2 separate regions of the Homo sapiens genome follow, and region 2 is linked to region 1. The links are chromatin contacts, found by Hi-C or POLR2A ChIA-PET in ENCODE. All regions are on one chromosome and are shown on one strand. Each heading gives the region's core, a stretch centred on a gene start or an enhancer-like site at or near the end of the contact. The rest is flanking DNA. Distances are from core to core; before and after follow the strand shown. Region 1 overlaps COL5A1 (collagen type V alpha 1 chain). Region 2 overlaps COL5A1 (collagen type V alpha 1 chain).

Region 1 (4,030 bases), core at 528-3,027:
ACCAAACCCTACATTTCTGCCAGTGCCCTGGCTTTAAAGGGCAAAAGCTCTGCCTTCCCACCAGCTGACTGATTCCCGAGGGTGGGCAGGGGGTCTGCTGCTTGCCCAGCACCCCCAAGATGTTCCCTTCCCCCTGGAGAGCCCAAGAAGGCCTCTAGCACCCTCCGGTGGTGGCAGCTCTGGTGACCCGCCACAGCAAGCTTCCTCAACACCCCTGCCCTTGCAGTATCAAAAAGGGGGAGCCACCCCAATATCCAATAGGCGACACTTTAAATTAGACTTTTGACAGCTGTCGTGAATGAAAGAGAATGCCTGCACTCTAATGTGGCATGACAAAGTCCAAGTCCAAGTCCTCAGGGCAGAGGCCTAGGGATGGTCTAGGCGTTCCCCATCCGCCACCACAACGCATTTCCCTCTGTACTTTCTTCTCTGTATTCATAATCTGGGTTTGGGAGAATCTGGGTTTACAGTCATTTTTATTTTCTTCTTTATACTTTTTGGTGTTTTCCAAAATGACTATAATGAAATGTATTATTTTCATTAAAAATAGATATTAAAGAAGGAACTGGAGGAGGAGGAAAATGCTCAAGTGACATTTATCCTCCCCCCTCAAGTGCCCATGGCCTCCCAGCCCTGCCAGGTTGGCCAGGGCGGCCTCCTTGCACCTCCCCAGCAGACTCCCGAGGCCTCTGAACACCTGGGCCACACTCCCTCCCCCAGCCCCAGCCCTTCACCCTCTTAGGCTATCAGGACAGTATGGGGACAGCAGAGAGGAGAAGTGTGCTACGTTCTGGGACAGGCCCCCGGCCACCACACACTGACTCCAGGATGAGGAGCCCAGGTGTTCAAAGCCTCAGGGCCAGCCCAGGTCAGGCCAGGCATCCTCTCTTCTTTCTTGGCCCACACGGCCCTCCTTCCAGATAGGGGCTGCGTCCGATGGATGCACCCAGCACAGCAACGTGCAGAGAACAGTTGTTCAGGAAACGTCGAACTTCATTTTGAGAACATGGTCTCTTCAACCACCCCCTCAGCAAAGCCACCCACAGGGCCTTTGACATCGTACATGCTCACAGAAATGTGTGGCGAGTTGAATGCAAAGGCAGTATTTTTAGTAAATTTCCAAACATGGAGGCTCACAGAGCAGGCAGTAGCTGTGCAGCAAACACTCATCGGTCTCTGCTAACGAGGCAGATGAGGTTCTACTATAGCTAACAGCCCCAGGTTTAGAGTGACCAACTCTGGTGCAGAACTTGCGGCCCGAGGAAGATGTAATTAACAACAGATTCAGAGCATCGCTTTGCAGCCCAGAGGGTTTCATGCGAGTTAGCCCGTCCCCATCCAAGCTGGCAGCCGTCCATGTCCCCACCTCACTCTAGAGCTGTGAAAGCTGAGGCCGGGAGAGAGATCAGAGGAGAGATATGGGCTGCAGAGCATGAGGGTGGAGAACAACCCCCAGAGGCCCTTCCATCTGGGCTGCTCTCTTAAATCAACCCTCACTTCTACCCTCAGCCTCCCATCACCCAAGGAGCGCGGAATGTCCCCACTGGAGAGATTCAAAGTCCTTGGCAGGCAGCACTGGGCATCTACGTAGGGGTCAGGAAGGGTGCTGGGGAGGCCTAGGCCAGCTCCACTGGCACCGGCAGGCCTGAAAACACAGGCTTCAGAGCTTCCCAGGCTGTTAGGAAAGTCAAAGTGGAAAAGAAGGAGGCAGCCGGACTGGGCTGGAAACCAGCTGAGTTGTCAGAGAAGAATGTGCGAAGCCCTCAGCTTGACATATCCCAGGGAGGGTAGCTGCCCTGAGCGGCCTGGAAGTCAGGGCCCTGCCTGGGGGCAGTTATGTGCTGGCCGCGTACACGACTGCAGAGATCAGATCAGGAAATATTTTCACAAGTGACTAGAAAGAGACCAGACTACCCTCCTTCAGAGGAATTTTTTTTTTTTTTTTTTTTTGGCCAAGATATTGACCAGGCATCACATTTTATGGAGAAAGGCACATACTTAGAGCCCAGTAATTTCATTTGGGCTTAAACTCAGCACAGGGAGGGCTGGATTACGGAAGCCAACAGACAGGCACAGAGTCAGGTTCCCGCCTCTGCGTGAGTAACCGCCCCAGAGAAGGCGGCTTTCAGCATGGAGCACTCACAACACTGGCATCCGTGTCCAGTTGAATGCCATCCTGGGACTCGCCTTAGCATCCTAGAGAACAGAAGCCGCTGGAGGGAAGGGCTGGAAAGGGAAGAAGCGGTCGGAGGAACAGCGAGGTTGGCACTGCTTAAGGAATTCTGGAGCACAGCTGGAAGAGCTCCTGGGAGTCATTTATAGGGTGAGATGATTGATCCCAGAATTAAAGACATTTAGGTTGAAAGGGCCTGGAGAGATTACAGCTAAGAAGGTGCTGGGTGACATCTGGGAAAACTCTCAGGAAGATGCAGTGGGCTGGGCAGGGTTGCATGGGGAGGGGGGTATGGGTGCAGCACAGAGGGGACACTGGCGTCTAAGAGAGCCACCAAGTCTCAGCTCTGCTCCCTATTGGCCAAGTCAACTGGGCACGTCCTCACAGAGTCAGGAGAACCGTACTGACCTCACAGGACTGGTGGGTGGAGTGAAAGTCACCGACAGAAAGCAGTTGGTGCTGGGAGCCATCAGCCCATCCGTCAGCATCTGCCCACAGGACTGGAGGCTCCTGTACCTCACACACACGCCCTGCTGCAAACTGGTCATCTGCTTGGGGACCCCTTGAAAGATCTGGGGTGGTGCAAACAGCTGTGTGAAGCTCAGCAACACATGGCTGAGCCCAGATTAATGTCAGATGTGGGACAATTAGTGAATCCCTGATCCCAAAGATCCCAATCCAAGGAAGGCTGATGGGCAGCTTCCCTGGATGCAGCACCGAGAATAGTGTCCCCGACACTTCCCCAACCAAACTCCCCAGGCCACCCTAGGCAACTCTCGGCTTCCTCTCCCACCCAGCCTCTTTGGGGTCAGCAAACCCAGCATACCCCACCTCTGCCAGCCAGTGGTGGGTGTGGTAAGCTGAGATCACTCTTCTGGTACCTTCCATCCTCCCCTAAAAGAACCCAGGTGCATGGTTCACAGCTTCTAACATCTGCTCTCCACCCCACTTCAGAGAGCTACTTCAAAACATAGCAATTCTCTGGGCTGGTCAGCACCCTCTGAGTTTACAAAGCACTCACAATTCAACCCAGTGACCATTCACTGAGCACCTCACAGTGGCAGGCACTCTGAGATGCAAGAAGAACTCAAAGAGACCTTGCCTGTTTCTATAGAGATCTAAACTGTGCCTCCTTAGATGCTCACCACAAATCTATGAGGTAGAGAGACATCATCAGCTCCATTTTACACATGAAGAAACTGAGGCACAGAAGAAAGTTATGGTTTTGAGGTCGCACCATGAGTACTCTAGTACAACCCAGGCCAAGCCTAGGTTTTCACAATGTCTAGTAGAGCTGGGATGCAATACCCTCCTTAACCTCCAGGGGCACCACTCCCACCACTGGTCTCTAGCTAGACACTGAAGTTTGAGGCTTTGATGTCATGAGCATGAACTAGGGCTTTGGGTTACCACTGTTTACAGTGAATTCTGGCTACTGAGGTGACCTGAAACTAGAAATGCCTAAGACCACATATGCAGCAGCATCTCTATTCCACTGGTTTCTAATAAATTGAAACTTCCTAACTTTTCCTAATAGAATCTGTCTGGGGCATACAGTAGGCGTAGGTGAGTTACCCAGGTAGCGAATCTTCAGAGGACTTTGACAATTCTTTAGGACTCATGGTCCATTTTAAGTGAAAACCAAGAGTAAAACTCTTTTGAGCCTGGTCCTTGGCAAACCTGAGGACTCTCATGGCACATAGAACACATCGTTCTGCTAATAGGATAAAGGGTGGACTTGGAAATCAGGCCTGGGGCACTGCTTCTCTCAGAGTTTGCATTTTTCTTTTCTGAAATGCTGATGGTTTAAAGATGTGGATCGTGGCCCAGGTCCCTGACCCAGGAGGGGTTTTGTGA
Region 2 (4,030 bases), core at 733-3,232, 45 kb before region 1:
ACCTTGTCCAGAAATAAGATCACTGCAGATGGAATGAAGGATCTGGAAATGGGAACATCCTAGATTAGGATGGGCCCTAAATCCAACGACAAATGTCCTTGTGGGTCACACAGAGAGACACAGGGGGAAGAGAGAGGCTGTGTAAAGACGGAGGCAGAAGCTGGGGCGACGTGGCCACAAGCCAAGGAGTGTCTGGGGCCACCCGGGGCTGGAAGCGGCAGGCAGAGTCCCCCGCTGGAAGCTTCAGAGGGAGCACGGCCCCGCCCACACCTCGATCTTGGAATTCTGGCCCAGAGCTGGGAGAGGATAAATCTCTGCTGTTTGCCACCGGGCTGTGACAGTTGGTTGCAGCAGTCCCAGGAGATCATGCAGAGTGCAATGTCCTTGTCCCTTCCAGGGGCAAGAGGAGGTCTCAGCAAAGCAGGCAGAGCTGAAGACACGACAAGGGGCCTCTGCCCTTCACCTGCTGGTGTTCCGCTGCCAGGGGCTGCCTCAGCACTGCCAGGGTGGGGTCTGGGCTGCCACACAGGTGGCCTGAGACAGCGGAGGTGGATCCTACAGAAAGCACCAGTGGATGCTAAGGAGACAGCAGGGCTGGGTAGATGCGGGTCTTGGACCGAGGACCTAGAAGGGTGACAGTGTCCTGTGTCAGTGCAGGTGCACCAGAGCCCCCACCCCGGGAGTTGCTCTGAGCCGCAATGGCAGGCGCACTGGCCAGGCAGCAGCAGGGACTTGGGCCAGGACTCGGGAGGGGCAGGCACACACTGCCTCCGAGAAGCCCTGGCAGAGGGACACCTGGCCTATCCATGCTGCCTGGCCAGTGATGGAGGCACAGAGACGACATAGCAGGGTGCCTGGGGCTGCCCGAGGCGGTGGAGTGCCCTGCCCTGCCCAGGTGCACACATCACATCCATCTCATGTCCGAAGTCAGAGTTGGCCCAGCCAGCCCCCCAAATGTGCCCCTCTGGGCAGCTTCCAAGGCGGGGAAAGCCCTCCCTCCCCGGACACCTCCCCAGTCCTCTCACAGGGGAACGCAGCTCATCCAGCAGAGGCTGAGCAGCAGGGCCCAGGGAAGGTCTGGCGAGGTGGGTTTTCCCAGCTCCGCAGCCCTCCCCCGACCAGGAGGAAAGGTCCTCAGCAGAATCCCCTCACGTCCCGGAGCCGCCAGCCGCACACAGCTCAGCACCCAGTCTCGCCCGCCTGTGTGCCGGGAAGTCTGCTCATCTTCACGGTTGCGCTTCCCTCCCCTGGGGCTTCCCCGGCTGCCCAGTGATGGGCTGCGGGCTCCAGAGCTGCCCTAGACCCAAGCCTGAGTCCTACCTGCTGTGTCCCACAGGCAGCCCAGGCAGCCGTCAGCAAGCCAGTGAGCAACAAGGTAGTTCTGGAAGGATCCAGAGGCTCCAAAGGCCCCAGCCTGGGAAGTTACAGCAAACGTGGACCTGGGCCTCTAACAAAGCCCTTGCTCTCCCCTTCGAGGCCCTAACACTGAAGGGCCTGACGCCCTGGGGGACGTTCCCACTCACAGGAATCCCAGGGCTCCTCTGTTCCCACTCACAGGAATCCCAGGGTGCCTCCGTGGATGGCTGAGAAAGGCCCACTCAGCACAGGCCCCACTCCTGCCCCGGGGAGAGTGAAATTCCAGAAAGAACATGTCAGTGGAAAAGCCAGGCCCCTGGAAAAAGGGAATCAGGGATTAGGTAAACCGCTCGGTGTTTTTCAAAGGCTGAAATGAAGGCAGACAGATGGAGGACCGTTAGAGCTTGGAGCCGACGCCATCACTTTCCCGCCAGCACCCAGGGGTTTTGCAGGGAGAGCTGGAGTTTATAGTCTGTTTGGTCTTGTTGCCCCTTGAAACCTTCAACAGCTTAAAAGCACATTTGGCTCCTGGCCCAGAACTCGCTGGCCGGCTGTCCCCCGGGGCAGTTCTCATCCCCTCCACGGCCCCCCTCCTGGTCATAGCTCACCCACAGAGGAGGGGCCTTCCACGGCAGGCCTCAAGGCAGAGGCACCCCAGGCCCCCTCTTAGTCCCGCCTCCCAGCCTCCCTGACGTGGCTCACTGGGCCAGCTCAGGGCCCATAGATGAGGTGAGACTCTAGAGAGGTGCATGGAGCCCTCCGGATCAGCAGCCAGGTAGCCCCGTGCTGCCCGCCACAGGCTGGGGAAGGTGCTGGGACAGGGGCTAGGCGGGTCCAGGTCACCTGTCACACACGGGAGGGACACTCTTGGGCCCTCTGCCCTTGCTAACAGCTTATGCTGGCTCTTCCTGGAAGGTTCCAGAGTTTCACAGACCCCATGGGCCAGGGGACTCCAGGGTCCTCAGGGCCTGTGCGGGGAGGGCTAGGAGAACAGAATGCCAGGCGGGGGCCCACAGTGCTGTCAGGCCAGCCTGAGTCCAGTCTCCTGCCACTGGTCCCCGGGATCCCTTCCAGGCTGGGGACAGTTGTGTCATGATTTCCGAGGTCCCAATCTGCTGTCATGTTGCTGAGTGACCTTAGGCAAGTGACTCAACCTCCCTGGTGCTGGCTTCCCAAGCTATGAAGTGGCAGCAAGACTCTCTTCTTCCAGGGCACAGTGGGGGTGGGCCCTGGCTGCTCTCCCATCCGCCTTCTCCTTGCCTGTGAAGATAACTCACACATCCCCACCTTCTGCAGGATGCCCCATGCTCACCCTGGCCACTGAGGCCATGTTTCTGAAAACACAAAGCTCGTTCCTGACTATGCCCTGGATAAAAAGACCTTCCTGCACTGGGGGGAGCCCAGCCCCTCTGCCTTCCCCTTCCTGCACGGTGGTCCTGGGCCTGCCCAGCACCTCTGGAAACCTGGGGCTTAGGGAGCAATGCCCTGAGTCCTCCTCTGACACCAGTGCTGGCCCCAGGGCACCGGCACATCCAGAAGGGACAAGACTTGGGATGAGAACTTCCCAGGACAATGTCCCAGGCAGCTCCGGCATACTCGCCCTGGGAACAGGCAGCATGAGAGGGCTTGGCCATCCCACCCCATCCTAGGAGACACAGCCCATGCCAGGGGGATCTCCTGCCAGCTCCACAGGGGCACTCTGCCAGGGGAGGAGGACAGGGGCCTGCGAACCCAAACCTTGCTGAGGGGCTGCTGTGATGGCAGGTGCAGGTACGGGCAGGAGGCGCCCCGGAGCACTCGCCCTAGCTGGGGCTGGCGGGACCCTCAGCCAGTTCTTTCCCCATGGACCTCTCAGCGGCTCCATCCTCCTGAAGGCCCAGGGGTCTCATCTTTATGGCAGGACTCACAGCATCTAATTCATAAGGGGAGTCCAGAAAAGCTGAGAAAAGGGACAGCTCATGACAGTGCCACTGTGGACGATGGGCCACCTCTGGCCCATTGTCACTGGCAGATGACCACTGACAATGGGCCAGAGAGCAGCTCTCACCGCCAAAGACCCAGGACAAGGTGGTTCCCTGCGGCCCTTGGAGGTACTCACATCTAACACAGATTTGATCTCACCAACCCAAAATCCGACAGCGTTGGCCCTATCGCCCCATTTTACAGATGAGGACACGGGGCTCCAAGTCACCAGCAGGGAAGGAAGTCCAAGGCTGGGGGGACCTGCCGGCAGAATGCCCTCCATGCCCATCACTTCCTCCGTACGTGGCTCTGTGAGGGACAGCAGTGTCCCACCTCCCCTGCATGGCAAGGCTGCCCCACTAGAACCAGACTCAGGGGCTGGGAGGCAGTGAGGGCCTGGTCTGCAGGCGCAGGGGGCTGCTGACACGGCCAAAGCCACACACTCAGGCTCCGCGTCTATACCCAGGGAGGCTGCGGGCACAGCACCAGCCGTTAGCCCTGGCCTTGCACTGCAGGAGACACATGTGTCTTGGCCCTGAGAGTCTCTATCTCCCTCTGTCCCTCAAGGGCGCATCACTTTGGACAAAGGGGGCCTCTGTGGGGCCACAGACACCCCAGGAAAAACCCCCAGTCCCTGTTTAAACGAACTCTCTTAGAGTTTGGTGAATCCTTGTTCAGTATAACTCTAAACACAGAACAGATTGGCTTTGAA

What was found. Hi-C counts contacts between places; a loop is a spot of excess contacts on that map. ChIA-PET counts read pairs that join two places held with the same protein, here RNA polymerase II (POLR2A). Pooled maps may share reads with other maps.
Region 2: POLR2A ChIA-PET joins it to region 1 with 14 read pairs in AG04449. The contact joins two enhancer-like sites. A Hi-C loop is called at or near these places in 1 of 168 maps with a recorded cell type or tissue (chondrocyte) and 2 of 50 pooled maps. POLR2A ChIA-PET finds 5 or more read pairs at or near these places in 1 of 52 experiments (AG04449).

The regions. Positions count from the first base shown.
Region 1 is chr9:134,660,063-134,664,092 of GRCh38, reverse strand. All of the region lies in intron 1 of COL5A1 (collagen type V alpha 1 chain), which reads right to left. Among named protein-coding and RNA genes, the nearest start is that of COL5A1-AS1, 9.2 kb to the right of the region's middle. Within about 2 kb of position 1,777, at least 16 of the 41 ENCODE cell types and tissues checked have a DNase peak (open chromatin) inside an H3K27ac peak, as active enhancers do.
Region 2 is chr9:134,705,068-134,709,097 of GRCh38, reverse strand. The region is part of intron 4 of COL5A1 (collagen type V alpha 1 chain); the gene reads right to left. Among named protein-coding and RNA genes, the nearest start is that of COL5A1-AS1, 54 kb to the right of the region's middle. RefSeq lists an enhancer at 230-797. Within about 2 kb of position 1,982, at least 17 of the 41 ENCODE cell types and tissues checked have a DNase peak (open chromatin) inside an H3K27ac peak, as active enhancers do.